Linked DNA regions of Mus musculus: all the other regions are linked to region 1. A link is a loop called in an ENCODE intact Hi-C map of the cell type or tissue named here. Cell type or tissue: heart. All regions are shown on one strand.

The links. Hi-C counts contacts between places; a loop is a spot of excess contacts. Peaks named below come from ENCODE experiments on the same cell type or tissue, not always from the same donor. Only the 100,000 strongest peaks of a DNase experiment are listed, where the experiment ranks them.
Region 2: a loop joins it to region 1, with 3.0 times the contacts of the local background. A loop is called at or near these places in 7 of 42 quality-filtered maps.
Region 3: a loop joins it to region 1, with 8 times the contacts of the local background. A loop is called at or near these places in 41 of 42 quality-filtered maps.
Region 4: it touches region 1 in a loop (6-fold over the local background); 23 of 42 quality-filtered maps call a loop at or near these places.

The regions. Positions count from the first base shown.
Region 1 is chr6:118,376,719-118,381,718 of GRCm38, forward strand. No RefSeq gene overlaps it. Among named protein-coding and RNA genes, the nearest start is that of Bms1, 40 kb to the right of the region's middle. In heart, a CTCF peak has its summit at 2,974 (motif pointing left); a DNase peak (open chromatin) is centred at 2,963; H3K27me3 peaks cover 1,979 bases.
Region 2 is chr6:118,062,617-118,067,616 of GRCm38, forward strand. Rasgef1a (RasGEF domain family, member 1A) reads left to right here and starts at 3,769. Exons shown (of 13, transcript NM_027526.1): 1 at 3,769-3,846. The coding sequence starts at 3,829. In heart, a CTCF peak has its summit at 2,514 (motif pointing right); DNase peaks (open chromatin) are centred at 2,565 and 3,725; H3K4me3 peaks cover 1,571 bases; H3K27ac peaks cover 1,093 bases; H3K27me3 peaks cover 2,410 bases.
Region 3 is chr6:118,177,167-118,182,166 of GRCm38, forward strand. Ret (ret proto-oncogene) reads right to left here. Exons shown (of 19, transcript NM_001080780.1): 3 at 4,659-4,946; 4 at 3,052-3,296; 5 at 2,106-2,301; 6 at 1,299-1,501. Among named protein-coding and RNA genes, the nearest start is that of Ret, 18 kb to the right of the region's middle. In heart, no CTCF peak of the experiment used is centred here; a DNase peak (open chromatin) is centred at 2,755; H3K27me3 peaks cover 1,215 bases.
Region 4 is chr6:118,192,960-118,197,959 of GRCm38, forward strand. Ret (ret proto-oncogene) reads right to left here and starts at 4,785. Exons shown (of 19, transcript NM_001080780.1): 1 at 4,102-4,785. The coding sequence starts at 4,174. In heart, a CTCF peak has its summit at 2,333 (motif pointing right); DNase peaks (open chromatin) are centred at 2,361, 3,420, 4,012 and 4,192; H3K4me3 peaks cover 1,756 bases; H3K27ac peaks cover 566 bases; H3K27me3 peaks cover 4,929 bases.

The DNA.
Region 1 (5,000 bases):
CTGTGGGTCACAACCCTCATAGATGCTACATAGCAAATATCCTGCGTATCAGATGTTTACACTACAACTCCTAGAGGTAGCAAACTTATAATTATGAAGCAATGAGAATCACTTTATGATGGGGGGGGAGGGGTGACCACAACATGAGGAGCTGTATTAAAAGGGTAGCAGCATTAGGAAGGTTGAGAAGCGCTGACCTAGTTCCTTGTCTAAGTCTCAGTGCATCTGCACCTCCACCCAACAGAAGAAAGGCTGTGAGAACCATGGGGGCATCTACTTAGCTTCTCTTTAGCTTAGCTTTTCTTCTACTTTATCTGTGAAACGAGAGGGATGCACTGGAGTTCGAAATAAAGAGCATGCAAATCACACCTCGCCTGGTATGAGAGAGAGAGAGAGAGAGAGAGAGAGAGAGAGAGAGAGAGAGAGAGAGAGAAGGAAGGAAGGAGAGAAGGAAGGAAGGAAGGAGAGAAGGAAGGAAGGAAGGGAGGGAGGGAGGGAGGGAGGGAGGGAGGGAGGGAGGGAGGGAGGGAGGGAGAGAGGGAGGGAGAGAGGGAGGGAGGGAGGGAGAAAGAAAGAAGCCACAACATATGACAGGAGCTGCCTAGATTTTCTTAGCACAGAAAGGAATCTCCAATCTACTTTTCCCTTTGCGGTCCCTGAATATTTGAGACATAGCTTCTATTAACTCAATCCACAAAAGTCCAAGTGATAAATCCAAGGTATATCCTGTGCCCATGTTTCTAAGTCTCTTCTCTAAGAACATTTTTATTTTTCCTGAAAGTTTCCAGGAACCTATGTGTATTCCTAGGTACCGACTGTTGAAGGGAACCAACGCAAGGACGAACGCCGATACAGCAGATTAGCTGCTCTCTGCTGCTCCTGAGTTCAGCTTGCTGTGCCCCCACCCCGCGCGCTGCCTCAGCTTGCTGTGCCCCCTCCCCTGCCGCCTCAGCTTGCTGTGCCCCCCCCGCCGCCTCAGCTTGCTGTGCCCCCCCCCCCCCGGCAGACTTCTTTGCTGAGCCTGAGCTGGGATTTTATCTCTGCTAATTCATGCCATGCTCTACTGGGTTTTTCTATCTCCTGGGACCGCTGGAATCTGTCACCAGATGGCATCTCCTTGTTGCCTTGAAGGTCTGGGCACATCTCCCTTCCCCAAACCAATATGGTAAGTGACTCTGTGTCCAGGGCTGGGTTCCAGTTGCTGTCTCACCTGAGCATTCCCTTTCTTGGTTCAGGACCTCACCTCAGCCTCCTTGGGACAGGAATTAGGACGCCCTCCCCGAGCCCAGCATGTTTTCAGACCCTAAGTCAGCAGCAGGGTGACTTTCTGTGTCCATTTCTCGTCCCCAGCTTCCCTTGACTGACCCAAGTTAGCTACCTTAAAAAAAAATGCAGTCAGAATTGACTCCAGGGCCTGACATAGGCTGTACCACTGAGCTATGATCGTCATTTATTTATGTACTTATTTATCTTGCTTAAACTTTTAATCCCCCTGGAGTTTATTTTAAGACATAGCACAGAGAAGAAACTTTGTGTCTCTCCAGTGGTTGCTGAACACCAACATTTCCCATCTGAGGGATGCCTTGGGCCAGAACATGGTCAAGTGTCTGACCTACCCTGGTCGATCCTGCCTTCCTTCCAGGGCAAATTCCTGCAATGGCCTCTTCCCAAAAGAAGGACCTTCATCCAGCTACCCAGCTGCCCTCTCTGTGCCTAAGCCTTTTTCTGTGCCTCTGGTTCCTGTTTGGCCCTCTTCCTTCATCTTAGCTGTGCCTTCCTCTTTGTTCCCCAAAGCATGGGATGAAATTTAGTGACATGTCCATCCCCCGACAGAGAGCCCTCTCTTCTTAACTACAAATGGATTTCCCCACCTTACACCGGCAAAAATGATCCTTAAGATTTTTTTAAGTGGTGGCTTCTCTCCTTGGCAACAAATGTATGTTTTCTACCAACTTCAGCTTATTTCCTCTCAACTCTTCAACCTTCCCCCCCTCCCTCCCTCCCTCCTCCCTCACCCCCCTCTCTTCCTCCCTCCCTTATAGCATTTACCTATACTGCAACCACACAGAGAATTCTATTGCTGTGATAAAACACCGTGACCGAAAGCAACTTGAGGAGGAAAAACTTTATGTTGCTCACACTTCCACATCTGAGTTCACCACAGAAGCCAGGGAAGGACCTCAAGCAGGGCGGGGAGATGGAAACAGGAGCTGAAGCCGGAGCCATGGTGGAACACTGCTGACTGGCTTCCTCCTCATGGCTTTCTCAGCCTGCTTTCTTAAGCCACACAGGACCAAACTCAAGAGCAGAGCTGCCCCCAGCGAGCTTGGCCAGCCCACACCAACTGCTAATCAAGAACATGCCCTACAGTCTTGTCTACAGGCAGATCTTATGGGGGCATTTTCTCAATTGAGTGTCCCTTTTCCCAAATGACTCTAGCTTATGTAAGGTGGATATATAACTAATCAGGACAGTCATACTCAGATGCACACATGTGCCGAGATACAAACACACACGCATTTCCATAGGTGTAGTGCACATTATACCCATGCATACTCATCCACATGTATTCTAAAAATTGATTATATCACACACACACTTTTTTTTCCCCAAAGATATATCCAAAGCCACATAGCTACTGACTGGCAAAATTAAACTCTTTTGTACTTTGAGCTCAACCCTGGATGTTTTAAATGATACATTTTTTTCTTTCTTACACAAACAAACATGCAAAGCTCCAGATAAAATGAGTGAGCTCACGCTCTGCAGTCAGCCCTGGGAATATAAGCACAAAATAATCGTAAGAGTTCTGTCTAGCAGTTATTCTGTGCTCAGTGCTCACTGTATGCCTGGGTCAGCATCCGGGGCTGGCTGCAACCATCAGCGTTCAGTTGAAGGGGGCGTCTGGCTCTGAAGCCCCCGTTAGGCTGGCCTTCCTCTTGCAGCCCTTGCCCTATGGCGCCATCTCGTGGTTGCTGCTGTAACTCCCAATGAAGAGACCCTTATGGGGGTTCCTTAGACTGCTCCATAGAGCAGCATGCAGTCTTTCTGACCACTGCAGCTGCTAATAATCTCACACGGAGGTGCGGAGAACGGGGCTCACATCCCTAATCCCCTAGGATCTAGGGAAAGAAAGTCCTCTGAGTGCGCTAACCAGATGTGAGCTCATGTGTGTTTGTTTGCAGCCATACACGACAGTCTCCCTGAGTGCATTCAGATGCGCACACTTGCAGATGCTCACATGCAGCTGTACACACACTTGACTCCTTCCCTCCCACCCACACCTCTCACTGTGGAGGTACAGTGGCTCACAAGCGGAATCGATGCTGCTTCTGGTCCCAAAGGCAGACCTCAGAGCCACGGCATATCCCTGGTTCTGTTTATTATACAGGTAAGGAAACCGAGGCTCCTCTGTGTGCACGCCTAGCTTCCAATGCCCTGCACGTTCTGCATAAAGGGCCTCGGGCCAGCTCCGGGCCTGGAAAGACAACCCAAGGGAACAGCTACCAGCTTGGCTCTCAGTCATTTCAGCAGAGCTTCAGAAAGTACCCTACATAGGTCAGCCTTCCAGTCTTGTGATCTTTCAGCTAACAGATGCAAATAACATTAGAAGAGATGGAATGGAACCCCTGGGGACAGACTCAGGAGCCAGGGCCAAGGCACAGAATTCCCAAGTAGGGGTGAATCTAAAACAGTTTCTGGGCAAGTGGGGCACAGAACAAAGAGACAGGGCTAAGGCTGCAGAGGAAGGGAGGGGTAGCTGTCTAGATGCCTCTGGAAGATGGTAAGACCTTAGATTGAGTTCTGGGGACAAAGCTGACTTACTTCCTACAGGAAATCTCACTGTACTGACCAGTTTTATGTCAACTTAGCACAAGGTATCTAAGAAGAGAGAACTCCAATGGAGAAAATGCCTTATCAGCTTGATCTGAAGGCAAGTCTGTTTTTACTAAGGATGGGTGTGGGAAGACTGGCCTTGTGGAGGGTGGTACCACCCCTAGGCAGGTAGTCCTGAGCTGTCTGAGAAATGGGACTGGGCAAGCCATTGTGTAAACAGCACTCCTCCATGGCCTCTCTATCAGTTCCTGTCTCCAGGTTCCTGCCCTGCCGTGACTTCCCTTGATGGCAGACCACAAGCTGTAAGATAACAAACAACTCTCCTTTCCTACCCAAGTTGCCTTTGCTCTGAAACCCTAACCAAGAGTATCAATGCTGTTACAGTAAAAACGTGTAAAGGGAGTGATTAAATGCTAGGCATAAACTGCAAGGTGGGAAACACTGAAGAAGGTAACTAGTATGGCATCCGATGGGTATGACCAGACAAGGACAGGGCAGGGGCGGAAACAGCCAGTCTGGGTCTTTGCAGACCCTGGCTGGCATAAATGAAGCTCTGTCCCTTCCCCATCACATCAAGGCATGCAGCCTTTTTGTATGTTCTTATAATGTATTCAATCAACAGATTAAAGTGTTAGCAAGAACAGCTTCTAAAAAATTCTTCAGCCCGTCCTAGTAAGGCAATCACCCCAGATCCTCATAGACAAGGAGTTAGAGATGATTCGGGCGAGGGAGACTGAAACTGTTAGAAATTAAGTTCAGGGTTGTATAAATGACTGGCCACTATTCCAACATAGGTGTCTGGACAAGGCAAAGTTTACTCTTGGCCAGGAGGGTGTGCCCCAGAGAGCCAACCCAGAAACAGGAAGTACACTTAGTTTTATTCAAAGGAAGGTGCTGTGGTGATCTGAGTAAAAATGGTGTCCACGGGTCCATAGGGAGTGTAGATATTGGGAGGTGTGACCTGGTTGGAGTAAGTGTGGCCTTACTTGGGGTGGGCTTTGAGGTCTCAGATGCTCAAGCCACGCCCAGGGTGAGTTTTTTTCCTGCTGCCTGTGAACCCAGATGTAGAACTTTCTGGCTCCTTCTCCAGCACATATGACTGCACAGCGCCATGTTTCCTGCCATGATGATAATGGACTAAACCTCTGAAATCATAGGCGAGC
Region 2 (5,000 bases), 310 kb before region 1:
TTGATTTAAGAAGTAGATCATGTGCATGTAGGAATACATCTATCTCTTTTAGTTTAAAAAAATAGATTTTCAAAATATTCCCTAATTATTCTCTGGGTTTCATTGGGATCTGTTGTAGTCTCCATTTTTTTTAATGTTCAACTTTATTAATCTGGTCTCCCTCCCTCTCTTTTTGAATATATATGGATGCATCTGTTCAAGTGGGGGACACCTATCTAGAGATTAGTAGGACGAAGTACTGAAACCTCCCACTAGTGTTGTGTCAGAGTGTATCTAATTTTTATGTCCACTAGTGGTTTATAAAACTGAGAGCCTGGTTTGGAATATATGTATTTACTATTGTTGTATTTTCTTGATGAGTTATTCCATTTATTATTAGGCAGTGACCTTTTACCTTTTTTTATTTCTTCTGATCAATTTTGATTTGAAGTCTACTTTATTGATTGTCAATAACTGCACAATGTTTGTTTTAAGCTTCTATTCACTTATGGTTTTACACCCTGTATCTCTTGGTTTGTGGTGTATGTGTCTTATGCTTTCTGTGCCTTATGATCAAAACCACCCTTCTTCCTTGGTGTATAGGTTTCCCTTAGCAACCTTCTGAGGTGATGACCAGATGGTTATGCAGAGCTCTGGTTTGTGCCTGTCTTGAAACATCCTCTGTGGGGGATGCTTGGGTTGTTTTTAGTTAGAAGCCATCGGAGACAGTGCTCATGTATCTCTAGGTATGAGTCTGTGAGCGTTTCTGCCAAGTCTGTATACTCCAGGTGGAGCTTTTAGATCTGTGTGTGCTCAGCTCCCAGAAGACAGTTGGAGCTTGCTCTCACATGACTGCCCTGGCCATGTGGCCACTAGCAACGGACAGTTTTGCCACTTTCTTGCCAGCACTTGGCATTTTCTGCTTTTTCATTTTTGCCAGTCTGGGTGTGTAGGGATTTTCACAGTGTGATTTTAGCGTCTCTCTGGCTGATGACTGATAAACTCCAATGACTTAAACATGCTGCTATACCATGAAGTACCTCTCCATAACTTTGTTCATTATACAAACGGGTCTTTGACTCTTTTGGCTTGTTAAGTTCTTATATATATTATAGGCTTGAGCCCTGTGTTGGCTGTCTATACCTGAATCCACATCTATATACCATATCTATATTTATCTCTCTATCCATGTCTATGTTTTGCCCATAAATTCTATCTTTATACATGAAAACCTATATCTTTATCCATATTTCATTGTCCTATCTTTCTCAATTTCTGTTCGTATCCATATATCAGGATCAGCATATCCACACTAGTATTCACATCTAACTCCATAGCCACATCTGTATCTGCAAACAGGCAAGTATATTCGTGTATATGTTCCATAGATGGATTCCACCATGCCCCTATGCACAGGCAAGTTACAGTTACTGACTGAACAGTGAGCAGATAAAGATCTTCCTCTCATGGTGCTCAGATTCTTTTTAAAGCAGACCAATAAGGAGGTGGAAAGATAAGGCTGGATTGAGTAACCCAAGGAGGGAACCTGTGGTGAGGGAGATAGGCCACGATGGAAGGTGACCTCTTAAAGATGTCATTGAGAAGATGACATATAGACAGACTCCTAAGGGGGTGTGACCCCACACCTGGGGAAGCACTCCATGCTAAGCCAGGTTAGAGGAGCTGAGGTCCTCACAGAGAGAGAGCAACAGAACCCCGAGGCCCCGGGACTCCGCTTTTCACTGTGATCTTTACTGAAGCACTGCAATTTAAGACCAAAGTGCCCAGACCTTACTTGGGCCCCAATGGAGTCCATCCACCCGCGGAAGCAGACAAAATGCTATAGCTTACAATTTTGTCCTGTGCTTATGAGGATGGCCCTGTCACTTTCATCACAGAGCCAGGCTTCTCTGCCTCTTTTTTCAATCACTCTCAGGGTAGTCTCTTATAGACAAGGACTGTTAAGGACAGCCCCCGCTGTCTGGAGTAAGGAGGGAAGCATGTCCTCCCATGTGTCTTGCCTTTCCAGTAACCCCAGCAGCTGTTTACAGACCGCATCACATCTCCACTTTCCAATGGTGTCTTGGGTCGGGCACCACAAGCCCTTGCTGCGAGATAGCTTTAAGCAGGACATCTGACAGGAGTCAGCCTTTAGCCTGCCAGCTTCCCTAGGTCCCTGGACGCTGGGAAAGATGTGGATTGATGCATATATGCATGCTGAGGTCAGACTTGTGACAGACAGCTTCATCCATGTCTGCCAGAGATGGGACTAGATAGGCTCCCTGGGGAAAGCTTGCTCTGGAGCAGGTGGCAACTGGCTTGTTAACTGTGCATGTGGGAGAAATGCCATCACCCTCTTAGGACCCAGGTGTCCTAGAGGGTCAAGGAACAGGGCTAAAGAAGGCAGGGACAGGTAACTTCCTAGAAGTAGAACTCCAGTTTTGTTTCTCTTGGTATTAGAAGAGCAGTCTGAAGGAATGACCTGAGCCTAGCAAGGGCCCAGCACCCGAGGGTCTAGGTGGGTCTTGACAAGATTCGCCAGCAGAGGTCACTGTGAGCTTTGCATCCCCTGGAACAAGATGCAGGGCTGGAAGAGGGGGGCCCTGTGTGAAAGCTGATGCACCCTCCTCCCCGCCATCTGTGGAGCTGTTCCAGGAGGGAATAAATACTATGGGCTCTGAGACCCCTGAGAAGAAAGGTGGGGTCCAGCGACAGTGCGAGCTGGTAGAGACGTCAGGGGAGGCAGAGCCCAGAGGGCCTGGGTCCTCCTAGGAGACAAGGGAATGAGCCCAACATTCAGAGTTCCACAAGACTGAACTAACTACCCAAGAGTCTGTCTGCTGATGGATCTTTGTGCTAAGAGAGCTGATGGAGAAAGAGGGGAAGGGAGATGGCAGGAGAGAAGTGTGCTCCCTCAGGCCGCTGGGCAGAGATCAGACAGGGTGGGGTAAAGTCCGGGTCATCAGTCTCCATTAGGGACCATGGCTTGCTTGTGTGCTCTCATAGGATTGTTTAATCCCCCCTGGGCATCCTCTGCCCCGTCTATGGTCTATGGTTCCAGCTGAGAGCAGCTTTGACTCCTAGAACCTGGCCCAGCTCTCTCTGCCCTCCCAGCCTCTATCTGCTTCCTTAGTTTCAGATCCCCAGAGAGGGCATTCTTCATTTCAGCCCACCGCTGCCATCTAAACTCTAAGAGCTGGAGCTGCGGTGGGAGGCACCTGACAGGATTCTTTCCTAGTGCAGGGAGTGGGGTGGGGGTGGGGGTGAGGTGAGATAGATCCTCAGAGACAGGCACCAGGCATATCCCTTACTCGGATTAGCCCTTCCACGACAGCAGCTGCTGTATCCCTGGCGTTCTGGGGATGATAGAAGGACTGAGGATTCAAGACACTTCAGACTACAGCTGTGTGGAGCGAGCGCCCGCCCGGCAGGGGAAGCATCTGAACTAAGCGCTGCTTGGGCACCTGCGGTAGCTCTGTAGCGTTCAGTCTCCAAGGAGGAGTCTGGGACCCTTCCTGGCCCTCCCCTCCCCTCCCCTCCCCTCTCCTTCCTGGACTTCACCAGCAAGACGACCCACCCCGCCCAGAGCCCAGAGCCTTGACCCTTACGCCATTCCCAAACCTAGCACCACAAACCCTGCGGGTGCTCACGCCTCACTGTGCCTCGCCCTGTCCCTTGCTAGTGCTCCTCCCAGGGTCTTGTTCACGAGGCTCGCCAGCCCCGCCCCGGGCGGGAGGTGGCTGGGTCACGGGAGGGAAGTCCCCGGGCTTGGGCGGCACTGGCTCAGCCCCGGAGGGTAGTCGGGCTTCTACACCGCCTGCGGGTCCGGTAGCGGGAGCTGTAGCCAGGATGTTTCTGGAGCCCCAGGTAGGGTTGTGGCAGTGCGGGACTGCGGGTTAGGAGCACTCCAGGGCAGTGTCTTGACCACAGCAGGACCGCAAGGTTAAGGTTTCTGTGCCCCAGAGCTTGGGAAGCGCGGCCAGGAGGGTGCTCGCCCCCAGGACAACCAGGGCAACTCTCTCTCCTGTCCCTGCCCGGACACCTGCCGCCACTTGGGCCTCGCCCAAGGTGCAGCTGCTGCCTTCCTAGCCTCTGCTGACACCAGCGGCTCCGCTGTAAAGCGCCACTTGAAAACCTGCAGGGGGTGGGGGTGGGGTGGGGTGTTTCGCAGCAGGGTCCGGGTGCGGCAGAAGAGAAAGCAAAGGGCTGTCCTGGACAGAGCAGACTTGTAAAAAGCAGTGGCGATCTTGGAATTTCCCCTATCCTTGGGCTCAGAACCACTGTTTACTCCATAAGTGCTTGGAGTGGGGGCGGTCTGTGATGGAGTGGTTGATCATGTGGGAGGTGTGCGCTTGTATGTGCGATGTGTGGGCGGGAGAGAGGACGTGTTTATATATGGGAGGCTTAAGTGAGAGCCGTTAAGAGGAGGCAGGTGTGGGGGCAAGGCTGTGCCTGTGCATTCTCAAATGTCATGTGTTTAAAGAGAAGAGTGCCTAGTGAGGGGAAGGCTGAGAATCTCCCTAAAATTAACCCTGGGCCTGAGCCACCACTGCACCTTTCTAGCTGTTTTGAGCCATAGTGGGCAGTGGGATTCAGGAGCAGTACACAGACCTGTCTAGACCAGACCCAGTGCAGACCATTGATTTGGAAGAGTGGAGATGAGGAGCCAACATTAATGGGCTGAAGATGTAGGACAGACAATGCACATTTATTAAGCACCTGCTATGCGCTGGCACTGTGGTTTGCAGAGAACTAAGCAGGCAACAGTTCTTATCCTCACAGAGCTCATCTGGGTGCCAGAAAATCATTGGTTCTTAACCTGTGGGTCAAGACCCCTTGGGGTTAAACGACCCTTTCAAGGGGTTGCCTCTCAGATAGCCTGCATGTCAGATATTTACATTATAATTCATAGCAGTAGCAAAATTATACTTATGAAGTATCAGCGAAATACATTTTATGGCTGGGGCTCAGCACAACACGAAGAACAGCATTAAAGGGTCGCAACATTAGGAAGGTTGAGC
Region 3 (5,000 bases), 200 kb before region 1:
GTTTCCCAAGCCACACGGACACCCTAACAATCCAACCTCCTGGTTGCTTCACTTTCCCTTACAAAGAACGTTCACCTCTATCTTCTCGGGGGACCCTTAAAAATATCCAAGTTCAAAACTATGGAGACAGTAAGAAACCAATCACTACAGGGCAATGACTGAGGCTCCCAGGTCTTTTAAATGCAGGTGGATCCGCCTCTAACTGATACCTCCAACCCCTTCTCAAGCCCTTCACTTTGTCATCCCCACTCCCGACCTGATGTTCTCACCCTGGAGAAGGGCTAAAGGCTCTCTCTATTTACAGGCAGGTCCTTCGTGTGCTGGTGACAGGAGTGAGTGAGAATCTGGAACCGACTTTAAGAATTGGAAAGACCCGGGCACAAGAGGAGACTGTTCTAAACACAGTCCGAAGACAGATCAACCCTCTACACCCCCCCCCCCCACCACACACACACACACACACACACACACACACACACACGTGCGCAAACCACAAATGAACTAAAAGCAACCAACAAACAGACACCGTGAGTGCTTGAGAAGAAACAAGTCAGAACGGCAGCAAATGCTGTCTCTGGTGGTCAAGGGGTGGGAGGGACATGTGCCCTCAATCCTCATCATTTTAATGAAGACCACCGCTCACTTTCTACTCTTTGTATTTTCATTTATTTTTAGCGGTGCTGGGGATGGAGCCTAGTGCGTGCTAGGACAGATCTATACCACTGAACCACGACCCCAATCTTTTACTTCTCCATTTCATTTATCATTTTCCAAAGACAAATATGAACATTACCTTGTGATGTCTCTAGCGCGTAAAATTCTATAAGCAGATGTGACCCCTGCCTTTTCCCACAAGCCACTACTGCCAACCACAGTCTGCTACCCACTAAAGTCCCCTCCCCCCATTAAAAAGGTATTTTTGCATTGACAGAGACACCAGAGACCAGGTTCCTCCAACCACTTTTTCCACTTAACAGTACAGCCAAGAACATCTTTCCAAGTAGGCATACACGGGGTTACCTGGAAATGTTTTGTATTAGTGCAAAAAAAAAAAATGTTTTAAAGATACCAAGAAGTAAGACGGTAAGATCAGAAGGCTTGCTCTGGGAGCTAACGAGAGGCTAGGAGCTCTCTAGGGTGAAGCGGGGTAAACAGAGGCTTAAGGATCCCTCTACTAGGGAGCCACCTATGCTAACGCTGCACTGGATGGGCTAGGGAAGAGGTGCCACCCACCCATAGCCCTGCCTGCAGTCTTGGAACCCCCTAACCTCATGCCATGTAATGGGCCACGGGCTCACCTGGGCATAGCGGCGGGCCCTCTTATTCACTGGGAAGGAGTAGGCCCTGGGTAGGTTCAGGGTGACGGGCAGTACAGACACGTTGAAATGGAGGACGAGGATACCACCTGCCCCAGGCCCCTGGAAGTCTGAGTCGTTGACCAGGACCGCGAGCTGCAGGACTCGGCTCTCTGAGATAGACAGGCTCCTGTTGAGAATCAGCTCTGTAGGCGGGCACGACAAGGAGACAAAACAAGTTACTATCCTTCATCATCACGTCTTGTGCCACATACTATATAGCCACACCAACGTCCAACCCTGCAGGTCTGGTGGGCAGTCTTACAATAGTACTGATATTTAAAAGCTAAACATTTTACTCGGCTAGATCTCGTGTGTGAGTGTGTGTGTGTGTGTACACATGCATATGCTCCAGAGAGACATACGGTACATGTGGTACATGTGTGGTGTGTTTATATATAGGGGTTTATTATGTCCTGTGGTTTGATATGTATACAAAGTGTGTATACTTTTGTGGGTGTAGTGTGTTAGGTGGGTATGAAATGTATGAGTGTGGTGTTTACTTACTGGTGGGCGGGTGTAAATTAGCATATTTAAATGAGTTTGTGTATGGGGTGTTTGGGTAGTGTTTGTATACACAGACTGTGTGGGGCCTGGAATGGGTGTGCTCAGTGGGACATATTTTGGTGTATGGAATGTATGTGGTTTTCCTGTAGTGTGTGAGAGTGTGTGTGTGTGTGTGTGTGTGTGTGTGTGTGTATACCAAGTGTCCTGAAGTTCTGGGAAAACATCACGCCGTTGGCTTCTTACTGTAATTGTGCATGGTTGCCCGAACGGAGTTGTTGTTGACCTGGACCAAGGTCTCGATGGGCGAATGCTCCACCCGGAAGGTCTGCTGGGCCCAGGAGTCCCCTGAGAGGAGTGTGTTTGTGTACCGTCTCACCAGCTCCCCAGACGCTGGCACCACATCTGCATCGAACACCTGCAGGGTGGCCACCACAGTGCCCTACAGAAAGCAGAGTGCCAGTCAGCGCAGGTATAGTCAGAGGATCACATGACCTCGCACAGCCCAGAACTAGACCAACTATGTGTTCTTTGAACCAATCCTAGGGCCAGACGATCAGAACTGAATGTTTGTCCCCAGGGCCTCGGGTAAGATTTGTAAGCAAAGCCACAGGGCCACTGGGTTACTCTAAGGTTGTCTAATCAGATACTTTCTCGCTTCCCCATACTGCTCTCACTCCCTAGGAAGCCTGTAGCTAGTTAGTTCCCCAGAGAAGCAAAACACCCTTCTTACTGAGCCTAAGAGCAGGCTGCAGAGTAGCCTGAAGCCCAGCAGGTGGCAGTAGCACACCACCTAGGCTGGTCAAAGCAGCATGGGCGAGGACATCCTCTCATAGGACACTCCTGGACAAGTTGCCCAGCTGCCAGCAGAAGGGAGTACCCTCCTTTTTGCCAGGTCAAGTGAGCCTGAGTGTTCTTCCCCAGTGCTCTCCTCATGAGGCCCTTGGCCTCATTATACACAATCTAAGCACCCCAGGTTCGGGCCTTCACAGTGCCAGCCCAGTTTACTGCAGCTATCTGGCTGGCAGTCAGCCAAACAGACAAGACACAAAGGACAAGTAGAGGGTCACATGACTGGACGGCTAGTGGAACAGCTAGCTAAACAGATCAAATATAAACTGCCGACAGGGACAAACACCAAACATGCACAGGACAAGACAACCAGACAATCAAATGCCACTGTGGGACCAACCTCCTTCCGCTTAAACTCCACCACCGCGCTGGCAGTGCCCACACCTCCAGAGAAGGTGGGCGCCGAGTCGTCCTCATCATACACTGTCACTGGGAAGGACAGAGTCACCGTCTCTTTGTTGGCACCAGGGCCTGCCACTATGCACAAAGCCTCCAGCACATACTTCTCCCGGAGCTCTCGATCCAGGGCCCAGCGAGTGCTCACCTCCAGGCAGTCTGGGTCACAACGGAAGGGCAGACTATCCCCTGTCACCAAGCAGAAGGGAATACCGCATGACCACTGGGTAGGGGATGGGGCGTGGCCTCCCTTGCTCATGGTTCTACCCAGAGTGGATGGCAGTGGGCTCTGTGGGGACGGCACACAGTACTCCAAATATAGGCTGTGTGAGGTTTGTGTCACCTACTGTTTTGTGCCTGGAGCCTTCACTCATGCAAATGGGCAGACAAGGGTTGACATAAGGCCAGGTGTCTCTGTCATGGCCTGGAGGGGGGATGCCCAGGAGGGCAGAGGATAGGCAGAGAGCCAGCTCCAGGTATGGTCAGATTCACAATGTCATCCATTTTGTTTTTTTTTAAATCACAGACATGACATTTGCTCGTGTCAGACAATGGGAGAAACATCCCGGTTCGATGACTTGAAAACAGATACTGGACATCAGGGGTGTGACTGACATTCCAACCAGGATTTCTGGATATGGGATTTGATTTCCTGTTGTTTGTGTCCTGCGATTGTGACCTGATTGGTTTCTTGAAGCCTTCATTTATTCTACATAAGCAAGATGTCAAAGTATACAGGTCCACTTTGCTAGAAGGGCTAGCTCCCCAGAAAGGTCTGCTGTGCCTGCGGATGCTAGCAGAACCCCTGGAACTGGGTTCAACACCCCATCTCTAGCTTAGAAGAATCCATCTGGGTCTCCTTAAGAGCAAGCCAGGAAGCTCCACGATTTTCATGCCAACTCCAGCCTCGCTATCAGCCCATCCTCCCAATCAGGAGTCTGTCCTGGACCCTTCCGTGTCCCTAACTGTACCATACACTACCCTGGCACGAACTGTACCCAACATAGGAGCCCAACTAAGCCTTTTTAGATGCAAGTGGAGACTTCTCATACCTGCCCCCCGACTTCCACAGTTTCCCCTGCACTAGGGAAAGAAACCCTGACATTTCCCCTGACATAGCCAGCCTGCCCCTGTTTGCCACTGTTTCTCTAGTGGCTAACTGCAGTCCAACTACAAATGGTCTCAGTTTAGCACCTTCTGGGGCCAGAGCCTTTTGGCACCTACCCACTTGGTTTAGTGGCCCCTACCTCTCTGTTCTCTCAGCTTCTCACTCCTCCTTAGAAACCATCTAGATTCCTTGACGTGTCCAAGGGCTCTATCCTCCAGATGACTAGAGGCTTCAAGGCAGGCAAGACGCCAGATCGTTTGTTTGTTTACAGTTGTATCCTAACTTCCTTCAACACTACTTGGCTGGTGACAGACATTCAAGAGAGATACTTCTGGAATACTCAACAAGTGGCAAAAAGAACTCGTGGCTCACCCTAAGGGCTTATAGCACCATGCCTCCCATGTAACAGGACAAAGGAATAGCCCCTTGAGGCTGGAACTCACCTCCTAAGAGACTGTACTTCACACTGATGTTGGGACAAAGGAACTGCACGGGTAACATGTGGAAGTGGTAGAAGGTGCCAGGAGGCCTGTTCTCCCTGACTCGGAAGGACACGGCTGTCTCTGGGATGCAGAGATCCTGGGCTTTGAAGGAGCTACAATTTGGGAAGGTGTCGTTGATGAAGGAGAAGTACACACGGGTACAGCCTGGCCAATGGCATTCTCCCTCTCTCTGGGCTGTGGACCCCAGAAAGACCTGGAGGAAGATGGTGAGCAGGGGGAAACCACCATCTGTAGAAAGAGAAGAAGACAGCTCCTTTTCAGGTGAGGGATCAAGAAGAGGGG
Region 4 (5,000 bases), 180 kb before region 1:
CCAGAGGGTACAGAAGACATTCCTCACAGACCAGAGAGGCAGTGCCCTCCCCCCCCCCCCGTGACATCACTTCCTCTGTGGTCCATGCCCAGGGCTCTCTGCCAAGCACCCCATTCCTTGTTTCCTTGTCTTGCTTCCAAGCCGCTTGTCTCTAAAGGAACCATACCCCCTCCCCCTCCCTCTCTCTCCGTAACTATTAGGTGTGTCTTTTGCTGTTAGTTCCTCCTTGCAAAGCAATACTCAAGGCTCTTTTTGATGAGTACTATCAAGTCATTCATACAGAAAAATAATGGGGAAGGAGGGAAAGAGGGAAGCAGAGCTGATGGAAGAGGACTGAAGGGAGAGACCGGCAGCCAGGCAAGCGCCAGACTTAACCTAGAAGTGTGCATGTGCGTGCATGAAAACACACACACACACACACACACACACACACACACACACACACACCATCCCTCCACAGTACACTTATGGCCACTCATCCAGAAGCAAAGAATTACTGAGTAAGTATAGGCTGCACTCCTAGCCAGCACTGCCCCGTCTCCTGGGCACACAGTGGGCGTTTGCTTTTATCGGTCATTCCCAGTGCCCTAGGGAAGTGGATTCCATCTGGATGAGGGCACACGGTTGTGCCTCTCCCCTAGCATGACACCATGATGAAAGGAAGGCACTTCCTTCAGACACGGTGCAAAGGACAGTCCTTGGGTGTCTTGTCCCTACCAGCCCTCTGACTATACACACAACGTCTTATAATGCCTAGAGCACACAGGTTCCCTCTCTGGGACAGCTCTGACAGAGACAGGCCTAATGTTCATTCCTAGCCCAGGAGACTCCCAGGGTCAGCCAGTCAGCAAGGGCAAAAACATCTCACTGAGAACTCTGCTCAGACCCACAAAGGCTCAGGCTTTGTGTCTGTGGGCAGTGCTCTATGTCACATGTCACTCCTAGTTCTGGTCCAGCCTTTCTCCAGAGCACCTGCTGTCATACATGAGTGACCTGCTGTGGTGTGACCGGCAGGAACATTGTCCTCTCCCAGATCGCTCTTCATCTCTACTCCTGGTACCAAGCTCTCACTGGCTTTGCTAAACACAAGAGACCTGGACCCGGGGAGTCCTTAGCTTTCCATGAGCTCCAGAATCTATAGATTTGGTGAACCTCAGTTTGTTCACCTGCGAAATGGGAAAATAAGACCACAAACCTTACAGGGTTATCAACAGTATGGCAGGGGAAGCTGCTGCTAGTGTTAGCAGGAGAGGGGATCAACAGAGTCTTTTGCCAGCAGAGGATCCCAAGGGAGGTAGCAGCTTCCAGCTATCCTTTCCTTTCCTATCCAGGCTCCATTTCTACAGATACTATAATTTTTAATTAGTTTTCTCCTCCCCTGGCTAAAAGGCCATTAGCACCCCATTAGGTGAATACATCCCACTTTCTTCACACCACCAAGGAAACAAGTCATTTACTTAGCCCATTCCTAAAGCAATTCTACAAAATAAAGGCAATCTAGTGAATGGGCTCAGTCACTTCCCTACATGCTGTCTGCTCTCAGGCCCCACCCTCAGGACTCCCTGGCTGGCCCAGCCCTGAGAATGGGCTCAACAGCTCAGGGGAAGAGACAAAGAAGGGCCGGGATAACCCTGGGGAACCAGGACAAATCTCCAGGATCCCCTGAGCTCAGTAAGGGAAGGAAGGAAGGGAGAAACAAAGAGGGGAAGCAGGGAGGACCAGACCTCAGTGCTCACTCACAAGGAAAGCTCTGGGTGATGTCGACCGATTATGGCTCCCCTCACACTTACACAGAAGGGTTGTCCAGAAAGGGCCCCTCCATGACTGACCCTTTGGTTCTCACAGCTAGAGATACTAAGCAAGATGCCAATCCAAGAGGATGGGGGACAGGAGTCTTGACAAGTAGTTGGGAGTGGAGGGGGGCCAGGAGCCCCGGGACATGTAGGGGAGACCAAGATACTGTGATTCAGTCTCCTCATCCACTTAGTCAAGTTGTGTCTGTATGGAGCAGCAAAAAGTCCAGAAAATGTTAACAGAAGGAGGTTGTCAATCTCTACTTCCAGGACACTGGGCCCGACAGCGATGGGAAATGCGTGACACAGTTCTATGTCCATGTGGGGTGTTTGGAAGAGGGTGAGAAGGGAGCCAGGCCATTCTTATCCACAGGTCTCTTGAGCATGAGCTTGTGAGCAAGAGTGGGAGCATGGATGAGTAACTTGAAATCAGAGTATGGCGAGTCTCGTTAACAAGGCTCCCTTACTTCTACAGACCCACTCAAAACCCACTCAAAACCGTGGGCATCAGGCCCAGCCACTAGAGCACTGTATCCACAAGAGGGCACCGGAGGCCACGCTGTTCCCAATCCTTCTATTGAGGAACCGCACCCGAGCTCTCTAGTGGCAGTTTGGAGATCAGTGAATGTCACAACAGCTGCACCAGAGTCCAGGTTAGAGGGCTTCTCCAAAACCCCCATCACTTCTTCCTGGGTATGAGGCTGCTGTGGCCCTCTCTGGACCTCTATCGTGGATTCTTGGCCATCCAGAAGGGGGTGGGTTTAAAACCTCATAGTCCTGGATTCTATAAGCTGTCTGTGGCCACCTGATTCTGAGCCAGAGGTTTCACATAGAAATCTCCCTCTCTGCCTGCCACATGCCACAGGCCAGACCCTTGAGGTGGGTCCCTTACACGGCTGGGGACCTCACTAGATTCAGGGTTAGGTGGGTGGAGGGAAGTTGCTCAACACATGTCTTCCTGGTTTACTCCTGACTACATACCTGCACCTGTGAAGTTTAAACCCAATGACACAGAGCAGCTACACAATGTTAAGCTCTGTATTTTGCTACACAGCCTTGGAGCCTATGACCCTCTGCAGCACTGTGCCCCACAGCACCTTAGGACCCAGGAACAGACACTCCAATCTGCCCCCCCCCCCAGAACGATAAGGTCTTTATCTTTTCCCCTCTCCATACTTCTCTGCGGTACTTGGAAGGCCTGCAAATGCAGTCCTGGGCTGGTCTGTGAACCCAGTACACGACTCTGAGCTAGAGGCAAGATGAACAGTCTTGCCTATTTCCAAAGGTTGCAAACCTTTTGTAAGTAATGGGAGTGGGTGGCCTGGGCTCAATTCTGTTATCAGAGGGAAACTTGGTACAAATATTTTCCAGAGGGAACCAAGTTAGGGTAGATTGAAGGACAGTAAAATGTGCAGCCAACCGGGTCAATATCCTGTATCCTTGTGGTTCATTTGGTCAGGGTATAGGAGCGAGGGCAGTGACCAGCCTTTGAAAGGCCACACCTAATGAGGGGCGCCTATGTGTGCTGTCCATGATGCTGGCAGCCCATCACCACACTCCCGAGTGGCAGGGCCCAAAGCTCTGGGTAACTAAATGTCAGCCCTGGACCCTATTATGCCTCCAAAAGACACATTTTCATGTGCTCCAGCGGAATAGCATGTGACACAGGACTCCCAACTGTGGGGCAGAGCTCAGAGCTCTCGGCGAAGACACGCGGGGACGGGGGGGGGGCGGGGGGGGAGAGACCACAGGCTTTTAGGTTTTTAAAGATCAGGGCGGCAAAAACACACACAGGAAAAATAACCTTTACTAAAGATTGCCTCAGCGCCCTTCAGCCAGACGAATGGAGCTACAGCAAGTGCAGAATTGAAACGCGAAAAGAAAATCTGGGCGCTGCAGTCTCCAAGCGCTGGCTCAAGTCGTGGGCTTCCCAGGGCTGCCTACCCTGTCCGCTCGCAGCTGCTCCCCAAAGGCGACAAGATCTGTCCGCTTCGCTCGGGCACACGGCCGGCCGCGGCTGGAAAAGCGACCAGCTTGGGATGTTCAGCTGCGGCTTTGGCGGAGCAGTCTACTCTGCCCGGCTCGCAACTCGCACGGACCCAAGGCGAGCCGAGCCCCGCCCAGCCGGTGGCCCAAGCGCAGCAGCTAGCCGCAGCGACCCGGTTCCCAGACCCGGAGGCCCGCCAGCCGCGCAGCCGGCCGGTGACAGCCAATGTAAGCGCGCTTCTGCGCGCGTCAGCTTCCCGGCTCGGCGCGCAGCGCTAACTTCACCCCGGCCCCTACCGTCCCAGCCGCCCGTAGGACTCACCTTCTCCTAGCAGCGGCAGGAGCAAAATCAGCTTCAGCCCCAGCCCTGCGGCGCCGGACGTCGCTTTCGCCATCGCCCGTGCGCGCGAGGGCCGCGGTTGAGGAGCAGGCGGGTCTCGGCGGCGGTGGGGTGCGGCGCTCAGCCGGGCCTCCCCATGCCAGCCCGGGCGCAGCGGGCACTGCGGGCGCGTTGCGTCCGGGCGCGACTCCCAGCTGCGGACTCGGAGCCGCTCTCTGCTGTTGCTTGCACGGCTCCGGTTGCGGTACTGATGAGAGACCTGCGCTGCCTGCGCCCGGGGAGCGGACTGGGGCAGGGCAGGGCGCAGAGGGAGTGGCAGCGAGAGGGGCGGGACCAGGGGTGCGGGTGTGTGTGGAGGGGCGGGGCTCCAGGTACTGTGTGGGGCAAGGTGGGGCGGCACCCGACTGCTAGGGGAACCTCTATTTCCTCTCTAGATGAGCGCGGGTCGGAGCTGGGTGCGTGTGGGTTGTGGTGCGGGTGCTGGTCTACTAAAGGTAACCTGGATCCATGATCATTTGCCGGCATAGCCACTTTCTCACCCCGTGCGTCTCGCTTGCTGTTTCTGTTAGTCCTTTCCCGCCGCCCAGAAAGAGCAACACAGAAGATTCGGCGTCTGGGCCGACTGGTCACCTATACTCGCAGAGACCCAGAGTCTAGAATGATGTCCCTCCAGTCTCTGGACGCGAAGAGCATCCTCCGCCATTTATCAAGGGGGCGGGAGTGAGAAGCGCGTTTGGAGCCTGCAGCTTCTTCTGGGGTTAGAGGCGGGAAGAGGGGAGGAGCCCTGATCAAGAGAAAGAGGGACAGAGAGCCTGCTTCCAGTGTACAACATATCATGTGGTGAAGACGGTTGGGGGTCCTGTTGGGCTTGTTTGTGATTC